Linked DNA regions of Homo sapiens: region 2 is linked to region 1. A link is a loop called in an ENCODE intact Hi-C map of the cell type or tissue named here. Cell type or tissue: CD4-positive, alpha-beta T cell. All regions are shown on one strand. Links, peaks and the distances in the headings refer to the core of each region. The heading gives the core; the rest is flanking DNA. Region 1 holds the start of ACOT8 (acyl-CoA thioesterase 8). Region 2 overlaps TP53TG5 (TP53 target 5).

The links. A loop is a pair of places that touch in the nucleus more often than their neighbours do. Peaks named below come from ENCODE experiments on the same cell type or tissue, not always from the same donor. Only the 100,000 strongest peaks of a DNase experiment are listed, where the experiment ranks them.
Region 2: it touches region 1 in a loop (3-fold over the local background); 2 of 110 quality-filtered maps call a loop at or near these places.

What each region holds. Positions count from the first base shown.
Region 1 is chr20:45,855,645-45,860,024 of GRCh38, forward strand. ACOT8 (acyl-CoA thioesterase 8) reads right to left here and starts at 1,748. Exons shown (of 6, transcript NM_005469.4): 1 at 1,544-1,748. The coding sequence starts at 1,671. It overlaps ZSWIM3 (zinc finger SWIM-type containing 3), which reads left to right and starts at 1,970. Exons shown (of 2, transcript NM_080752.4): 1 at 1,970-2,336. The coding sequence starts at 2,182. In CD4-positive, alpha-beta T cell, for the core only: no CTCF peak of the experiment used is centred there; a DNase peak (open chromatin) is centred at 1,847; H3K4me3 peaks cover 2,382 bases; H3K27ac peaks cover 1,138 bases.
Region 2 is chr20:45,372,001-45,376,380 of GRCh38, forward strand. It overlaps TP53TG5 (TP53 target 5), which reads right to left. Exons shown (of 5, transcript NM_014477.3): 4 at 3,039-3,552; 5 at 557-2,011. The coding sequence ends at 1,907. The region is part of intron 3 of SYS1-DBNDD2 (SYS1-DBNDD2 readthrough (NMD candidate)); the gene reads left to right. It also overlaps a transcript of SYS1 not described here. Among named protein-coding and RNA genes, the nearest start is that of TP53TG5, 4.1 kb to the right of the region's middle. RefSeq lists an enhancer at 1,343-1,402. In CD4-positive, alpha-beta T cell, for the core only: CTCF peaks have their summits at 2,038 (motif pointing right) and 2,238; DNase peaks (open chromatin) are centred at 1,681 and 2,031; H3K4me3 peaks cover 1,283 bases; H3K27ac peaks cover 1,182 bases.

The DNA.
Region 1 (4,380 bases), core at 240-4,239:
CAGGAGGCTGAGGCAGGAGAATCACTTGAACCCAGGAGGCAGAGGTTGAGGTGAGCCAAGATCGCACCACTGCACTCCAGCCTGGGTGACAGAGCAAGACTCCATCTCAAAAAATAAAATTAAATAAATGTATAAATGAATAAATAACAAGAGCCCTCAGACATCAAGTCTAACTCCTTCAGTGTACAGATGAGAAAACTGCAGCTTGGCCCCAGAGATGAAAATGCTTGCCCAGAATGTAGGCCCATTGGAAGCTGAATAATTATGTCTCTAGCCTCCCACGTCCCAGCTGTTTGGCATTTTCTGTAACAATGAGTTATGAACAGCCCTCCATGACCTGGCAGGTGGCTCTCGCCTGTAATCAATCCCAGCACTTTGGGAAGCCGAGGTGGGAGGATCGCCTGAGCCCATGAGTTCAAAACCAGCCTGGGCTCCAAAGTGGGGCCTCATGTCTACTAAAAATAAAAAAGTTAGCTGGATGTGGTGGCAAGCGCTTATGGTCCCAGCTAAACGGGAGACTGAGGCAGAAGGGTCACTTGGGCCCAGGAGGTCGAGGTTGCAGTGAGCCATGTTCGTGCCACTGCACTCCAGCCTGGACAACAGGGCCAGATCTTGTCTTCAAAAACAAAAATCAAATAGCCCTCCAAGAAGTTATTTACAATTCCTTAAGTGGAAGGAAGGGAGCTCAAAGTAAGATAACTTCCAGTAAAGCCAGGAGAAGCCTTGGAGGTCAAAGCTGTTAGAAGCCTTGCTGCAGGGGGCTGGGCGCGGTGGCTCATGCCTGTAATCCTAGCACTTTGGCAGAGGTGGGCAGATTACAAGGTCAGGAGTTCGAGACCAGCCTGGCCAACACGGTGAAACCCCGTCTCTACTAAAAGAAGTTAAAAAATTAGCTGGGCTGTGGCGCGCCTGTATGTCCCAGCTAATCAGGAGGCTGAGGCAGGAGAAATGCTTGAACCCGGGAGGCGGAGGTTGCACTGAGCCGAGATCGCACCACTGCACTCCAGCCTGGGCAACAGAGCAAGACTCCGCCTCAAAGAAAGAAAGAAACCCTTGCTGCAGTCAAGAACTTCAGCGATGCTGGGAAAGAAAAAAACATGCTTAGGCCTCAGAATAAGTAATGAGAAACCAGACCCACCAAATGGTACTGGGGGCGGGATATTGTGAGAAGAAAAGGATACTGAAGACACAAGGAGCTGCGGCGTCGGTTTTAAGGCTGATCCATCAGCTGTGTGCCCTTGGGCAAATCACTGCCCTCTCTGGGCTAGCTCCCCCGTGAAGGCTTAGGGCAGGCTGCCGAGCAGGGTCTCTCAGGTCACCACTATATTTGCTCAGCTGTGCAGACCTCGCAGCGCGGAGAGGAAGGGAGGAAGCCAGAGCAGAGAGGACAGCTCTGTTGGGGGCGAGTTCTCTCCTAATCGTGGCAGAGGGTGCATCCCACGCAGAGCCATACTAGTCCCGGAGCCAGGGGCCCCGGGCGGCGGCAGTCAAGATCAAGTTTCTGCCCTAAAGGAGGGGATGCTGGGCAGGAGCTGCCGGCTACCTGAAGAGATCCTCGTCCAGCGGCTCGAGGTTGAGCACGGTCGTGACCAAGACGCTACGGAGGTCCCCAGGGGGATCGCCGCGGTCGCCACAGCCCTGCCCATCTTCTGGGGCCTGCGGGGACGACATCTAGTTCAATGCTGCAGGCCCTGCACACCCGCTCCGCGGAAGACGCGGAGACATACACAGAACCTGACTCTTCCGGCAGATTGCCCTAGTAACCGGAAGTCTCCTGCAGACCCCGGGAAGGAGGAATCTAGGTTATGATTGGTCAGGACTCCTGTCAGTCCGCTGGTGGCTGTGGCCCTCTTTCTCTAGCAATTGGAGAAAATGAATGCCAATCTGCGAATCCTGTGTGTGACTGGATATGTCGCTGAGGAGGCGGAACCTCGGGACTGGATAATATGGACTGAGTGTCATTTCCCCTGTCAGATAGCAAATACACCCCCTTCCTCTTGTAACCCGGTCAGGCCTAGGGTTCCTCCCTGAGTTCCAGAATAGGCCACCCAGTTGGGGCGGACCCTTAAGGCATTCTGGGCCCACGCCTGCCTATAAACCCTCATAGTGTGACCTTTGACCCCTGGTGTGATCTTGGGCCCGGGCTGGGACCAGCCCCTAGTGTGGGTTGTGGGGGCGGCCATGGAGCTGGGCAGCTGCTTCAAGACCTATGAGGACTTCAAGGAGTGCTTCAGCGCCTACAAAAGGGAGAACAGGTGCTCCTTCATTCTCAGGGACTGCGTCTCCGTCCGCTTCCACAACCTCAACCATGGCACCTCCATCCGCGAAGACATCCTGTAAGGGCGGGCGGGGCGGGGCGGGCCAAGAGGGTGGGGAGGAGGCTGGACCTCCGGAGGGCTGCCTGGAGGAGGAGGGGTGCATAGGCACGCATTGGGCTGCGTGGCCATTCATTCAACAGGCACTCATTGAGCACCTGCTGTGTGCCTTGTGAAGAGAGCTAAGCCTCCACGGCCATTGGTTTTTGACCACCCACTCCACTTTCACTCCATTCACAGGCTTTTCTGGAATTTATAACTGCAGTTTCTCCCATTGTTTTGAGCAGCTGCAGCAACCCAAATACAAAGTATGGCTTTCATAAACGGATAAAAACACCTTGGCGATAATTTCCTTCATCAGTCTCCTCTTTACAAAACAGTCACATGGTCGTTGGAATGTTCGTTCATTCATTCATTCAGTTTTTAGTTCTTATATATTTGTTGAAACAGGGTCTCACTCTGTCCCCCAGGCTGGAGTGCAGTGGCACAATCAGCTCACTGAGCCTTCAACTGCTGGGCTCAAGCGATCCTCCCACCTCAGCCTCTCAAGTAGTTGGAACTGGAGGTGCACGCCACCATGCCTGGCTAATTATTTGATTTTGTACAGACTGGGTCTTGTTATGTTGGCTAGGCTGTTCCCAGACTCCTGGACTAAGCGATCTTTCGGCGTCTCAAAGTGTTAGGATTACAGGCATGAGCCACTATGCCTGGTCTATTCATTCATTTTGTAAATGGTTTTTGAGCTCCTTATATTAACCGTTTTCAAACACTTTCCATGTGCCAGGCAGTGTTCTCTATGCATGCTTTACCCTGCAGGGCTTTTTTTTCAGAATTATAGATAAATGTTATTTTTTTGCATTTGACAGATGAGAAGATTTGACAGATGAGAAGTCAGGCTTAGAGGTTAAGACAGGAGTTGAAAACTCAAATGCCTTCAGGGATTAGGTGAAACAACCCAATGTAAGAAAGTTTTAACTTTGAATTTTACTTTAAGAAAAAGAATGATGAAATAGCAACCAACACCAGGTCTTTGTGCTAGGGACAACAGAAGTGTGAAATGGGCCAAATGGAGAGTAGATGCCATCTAATCAGCTCCAGCTGATGGCTGCCATATGAAAATAAAGATCTAGTGTTGCCAGAATTTTGGGCAAGAGTTGTCAGAAATCCACACTTTATGTGGATTTTCCCATTTAAAAAAATTGAATCAGTTCAAATTTTAACTCAGAGCATGCGGGCCAACTCAGAGTTAAAGCATATCCGAGTTTGAGACTTGGATTGAGATGCTCAACCAAAGCTCCTCAATTAGACAGCCAGGCTATATTCTTTCCACTGTTCTGAAGTCCAGTGCTATGCTGGGTATAGGTGACATAAAGATGAATAAGTGTTCAAACTATCCCCAGAGAACTAGGATAAACTTGAACTCAAGCAAACTGGTGTGTGATAAATGCTTTAAAAGGAATGTGGAAAAAAAAAAAAAAAAAGAAATGTACGGAGAAAGAAATGAATGACAAATGCCTGGGAGGTGGGGGAAGTCTTCACACTGGAATTGATGGTTTCCCTGGGCTGTGAATGAATGTAGAGTGCTAGAGTAGATCTGTGGTTAATTACTGAGTACCATGGAGGCATTTGACCAGAAGTTGCTGTGCAGAAGGACCTACAGGAGCAAAGACAAAGATACATGAAAGAAGGTTGGCATGTTAGAGTAACAGTGAGGGATACCATGTTTGGCAGGAGATGAAGTCATTTGCAGTCTAAGGGTCTTTAGGGACCATTGTGAGGTGTTTGGACCTTGTCCTTTATGGGTAGGACCTTGCTAAGCAATGAGAGGAATACAAAAAAAAAAAAAAAAAAAAAAAACCACAGTTGCCCGTAAACACCCTTCAGGAAGACCATCTCAGGTGGCTAGCACAAGGTGTGGCCCATAGCAGGCATTAAATAATTATTGAATGAGTGAGTTATCAAGTACTAACCATGTGATTCAGGGAAATAGGTGCTGCGGGAACTCAGAAGAGAAAAATCACTGCGAGCTAGAGACGTAAGAGTGAAAGGGAGGCTTGAGCTGGGC
Region 2 (4,380 bases), core at 299-4,298, 480 kb before region 1:
AATATAAAATCAGATTCAAACACTTCAATTTTTTCCCAGTTAACTGTTAAGCAGCCATTTCTAGGGTGGCCTCCTCCCCAAATCTGTGTTACTGGGCCCAGAGGAGGAGCTTTAGGTTGAAATGGTTAAACAAAGAGAGGGTGGTAGTGGGGAGACCCTGGTTGTGGAATTGTGGGAGGCAGGTGGCCAGAGGCCTAAGTGCCGGGGCAGGTGGGATGAGGTGGAAGGATGTACTGCTGGGATTCCCTCACTCCCAGACCTGCCCCTTGCTGCCCTGGCCATGCTGGGTCCCCGCCTTCGTATACAGCCCTCCCATATATTCAGTGGCGTTCCCAGTGGGCAACTGGGGCCCAACTCCGGCTCTCTGGAGCAAAGTGGAAGTTGCCAGTCTCACTCAGGCCCAACCCAATCCAGCCTCCACTTGGGGCTCCCTGGGCAGGCCCCCACGAAGGCTAGTGCAAGGGAGCTCCCCAGAAAGGGTCAGATTTTTTAGCTGGGAGGGCGCTGTCTTGACTGCCCGCTGACAGCGCACTCAGGACAGAAGTTCACGCAAAGGTTGATGGAATGGAAGAGTGAGTAGAGATTATTTTCGAAAGTTGATGGGATTGAAAATACCCAGCAAGGGAACTGCAAGGGAGACTGTTCAGGAAATGGGCTGGAGTGCAAGCTGGGTGGGAAGACCGCTGAAAGTGGTTACTGGGGTGGAATTTGCACGGGAATTAGCGGGGTGGTGGGGGCGGAGGTAGGCACCGACCGTAGGGGAGCTCCAGGAAGATTGCGCTGGGAGCAGGAGCTCGGGAGCACGCAGCAGCCACTATGAGGTGCTAAGCAGTCCCCGCGCTGTGGCTCCGCCCAGGCTGGTCCGCGCGGCAGCTGATGCCCAGTCTTGGTGCCCAGTAATGGTGGGGAGGAGTGTGTGAGTGGGCGGGGTGGGAGGGGGGGAGAGTCCATCCAATCGTTCTCCCTCTGTCCCAAACTGGAGATCTATCTGCATCGCTGCCCTGACCCCCAATCCCGGAGAGCTCTGTGCCCCTCGATGGCTCCACTGCTCTCCCGAGGGCGCCCACTCCATGCAGCCTGCCTCTGGGGAATATGGAGGTCTTCGTCCGGAGAAAACTCGGGCTCCCTTGGCTTTCCTCTCCCCAACGGCATGGTTAGGACCCTGTGACTCCTACCGACAGAGGGTGACCCCGGCCAGATGGGGTCGACCAGGGCTTGGGGTTGAGGTCTTCAGATTGAGGGTGGACCTGCCATGTCACCCTGGAGCAGTAGAGATGCAGTACCAGCTCCCCCTCCTGATCCGGTGCCTTCTGTGATCTGTGACCAAGGCAGGACACATTTGGAGGCCCAGCTGACATCCACTTTTTGACACCAGCCACAGTGCAATCAGTTTTTGACAATCAATTTTTGACAATCAGGTCGCAATGCACGCGCATGACCTACAGGGTGCTGGGGCTATTCCGCCTGCCTCGTGACTTCTGAGCAGGCTCTCATTTCGCCTTTTCCCTTTCTTGGGAAAATGGAATGGGGAGCAACCAGGAGCCCTTGCTCCTGCCACTTTCTAGCTGAGTGAGCCTGGGCAAGTTACTTGCTGCCTCCGCGCCGCGGTTTCCTCTTGCGAGCTCGCGGGGCGATTGTGAGGCACTTTGCACCCAGGAAGCACACGAGCGCCCTGACTTCACAGAGCGCGCCACTCAGGAGACTAGCTCGCGGAGGTGGGGGAGGGGTGCTGCTCGCTGGCTTCTTTGGTTCTAGACTGACCTTAGGGGCCTCGGGGTGGGGGTGGGGGAAGCCTGAAGTCGCGACACAGGCTCCCTCTACCGAAGGCCTCTTTCCTTCATCCTTCCCAGCCCCAGACAAACAGGCAGAGTAAGCAGTATTCGTCTTAGGTGCCATATGGAAGATCTTATTTGTAGACTCGTGAATTTCGCCACCCATTCCTCCCCTTCAGCTGATGGCGCGATCTCCACCCTCTGCTCGCACCTCTGGCTCTCGTCCAGGTCACATCAACCTGCCAGCAGAAACCTCGGTGTTAGGCGCTAAGACTGTCCCCAGGGGGCGCTGGTCGTTTGGGGAGCGGGCGCAGGGACAAGGGTGCTGTGGTGTCTGGTAGGTTGGAAATGCCTTTGCTAAAAAGGAAAAGCCTCCCTTTAAGCTAGACCCGGTGGGCACTCACCCCCTTCCTTTCGTGGGACTTTCATTCTCCCACGAAAGGGCTGCGGTATTTTCTTCTTTTTTTGCTAAGGAACTTTCTGCTCAGAGTAAATCTTTTTTTCCTTTCTTTTTTTTTAAGACAGGGTCTTGCTCTCTTGCCCAGGCTGGAGTGCAGTGGCGAAGTCACAGCTCACTGCAGCCTCGACTCCTGGGCTTAAGCGATCCTCCGACCTCAGCCTCCTGAGTAGCTGATACTACAAGCGCAAGGCACCACATCTGGCTAATTTTTAAATTTTTTGTAGAGACAGTGTCTCATTATGTTGCCCAGGATGGTCTTGAACTCCTGGCCTCAAGCAGTCTTCCTGCCTCGACCTCCCAAGGTGCTGGGATTACAGGCGTGAGCCACCATGCCTAGCCTGTTCAGAGTAAATCTTATTTGAGGCATGAATCAATCAAACATAAATAGAGAGTTGAATTGATCTTAGAGGGAATGGGATGCAGCAAAGCCCTACTTGACCATCTCCCCCCTCCCACATTTGGAAATCCTTAAACCCACTTATGTAGGCCTCTGACTGTGAGATTCAGAGCCACAGCAGTTTCCACCTCTGCTAAGGCCTTCAGGCAGTGAGATGGCTCACTTCAGTGCCCCTCCTTCCACACATCTCCTAGCTGTATCCTGAGACGCCTCAACCTAGTCACTACCCTTCTGTATGATGTTGGTCTAAGGCTTCCCCCTCTCTGGACATGAAGGCGGAGCCTCCCAGCACTACCAGCCACACACCACTCAAGACTCCAGATCCTGAACCCTGACTCTGGGGCCCAGCTCTGGGCCTGGCTTGGGGCTTGCATCTCACCTAGCCTGGCAGTGTTGTTGTCACACCCACCTTGTATGGATGCCACATAGGCATTTCAAGTGATGCGGAGCAGAAGCGGGTGCAGCGGCGCTTGACCCAACGCAGGGTGGAGGATCTGCACATCACCCTGGGCGCCGGGAGGTGGATTCGTGTGGGCAGCCCCTCAAACCAGATCCACTGGTCGGCTACATCCAGCTGCTTCATGTGCCCCATGGGAGTTCTATTGCGGTAGGGCTTAATGAAGATGACTCGGGGGCCCTCGGTGAGTGGTTGCCTCCCCTGGACTCCAGGGTTCAAGCTATCATCCCTCGATGTCCTTGGAACCTCAGGCTCTATATGCTTTTCTTTCCGTGGCATTGCCGCCAATGACGTTTTCTCCTTGTTCCTCATCCCTGACTGCACCTGGGACTTCCACTCCTTGTACTCTTTTTTCTTAGGGTCCCCTGTGGACTCTAATTTCTTGGACTTGAGTTCCTTCTCGGAGCACCCGATCTCCTGGAACTCTTCATTATTTTGTTTTGTTTTATTGCAGGCACTGTTTTCCCTGGCAGGGAGAGGAAAGGCAGTCAGCACAGCAGGACCGAGGCCCTGGTTCCCGAGACAGTTGCTATGTAGCCAGCTCAGGGGAGCCTGTTAAGAAAGGCTAGAGGGGCCTGCAAAGAAACTTCTCTACTGCCCAGAGGCCTTGTGCTGGTGTGAGGAGGTGTGATGAGCACTAGCAGAGGGATGTGAGAGATTGGGAAGGTGAAAGCCATGACTAGTAGTTAAGGCCCCTAAGAATGAATATTGTCTACATCATCTGCCACTAGATTAGGGTTCTGTCTCTCTGGACTTCAGCTGGGAGGGTGAACAGTCCAGTAGTTTTTCTAAATTGTGCTCCAAGAACCTTAGGGTTCTGAGGAGGTGTCTCAATGTCACCTCCCCTGACCCACTGGGGCAGGATACCTCTCCCCAGCTCATAACAACACAATTGGGGCTTGGAAATAGATATTTGAACAGAGGTTTCACTGCTTTAATAAAGTTGGAAAACTGTTCAAGACCAGCCTGGGCAACATGGTGAGACTCTGTCTCCATACAAAAAAAAAATTTTTAAGTTGGAAAATGATGGGGCTAGATGATCCTGATCCTTCTAGCTCTATGTTTCCTGATTGCCTGCGACTAGAGGCCAAATCAGAAAGAGGAGCCCAGAAAGGTGGCCTTGACAGAAATATTAAATGCTGAGACTTTCCCAAAGGGTGTCTGTAACAGACTGGGCCCCCTGCAAACCCCCAGTGGCAACACCATCCTAGCCAAGGGCGTGGAGAGAGATGAGGCCTTGGGCTGCAGATAATGGCAATACTGTGATGATAATAATGGCTCCCGCTGATTGAGT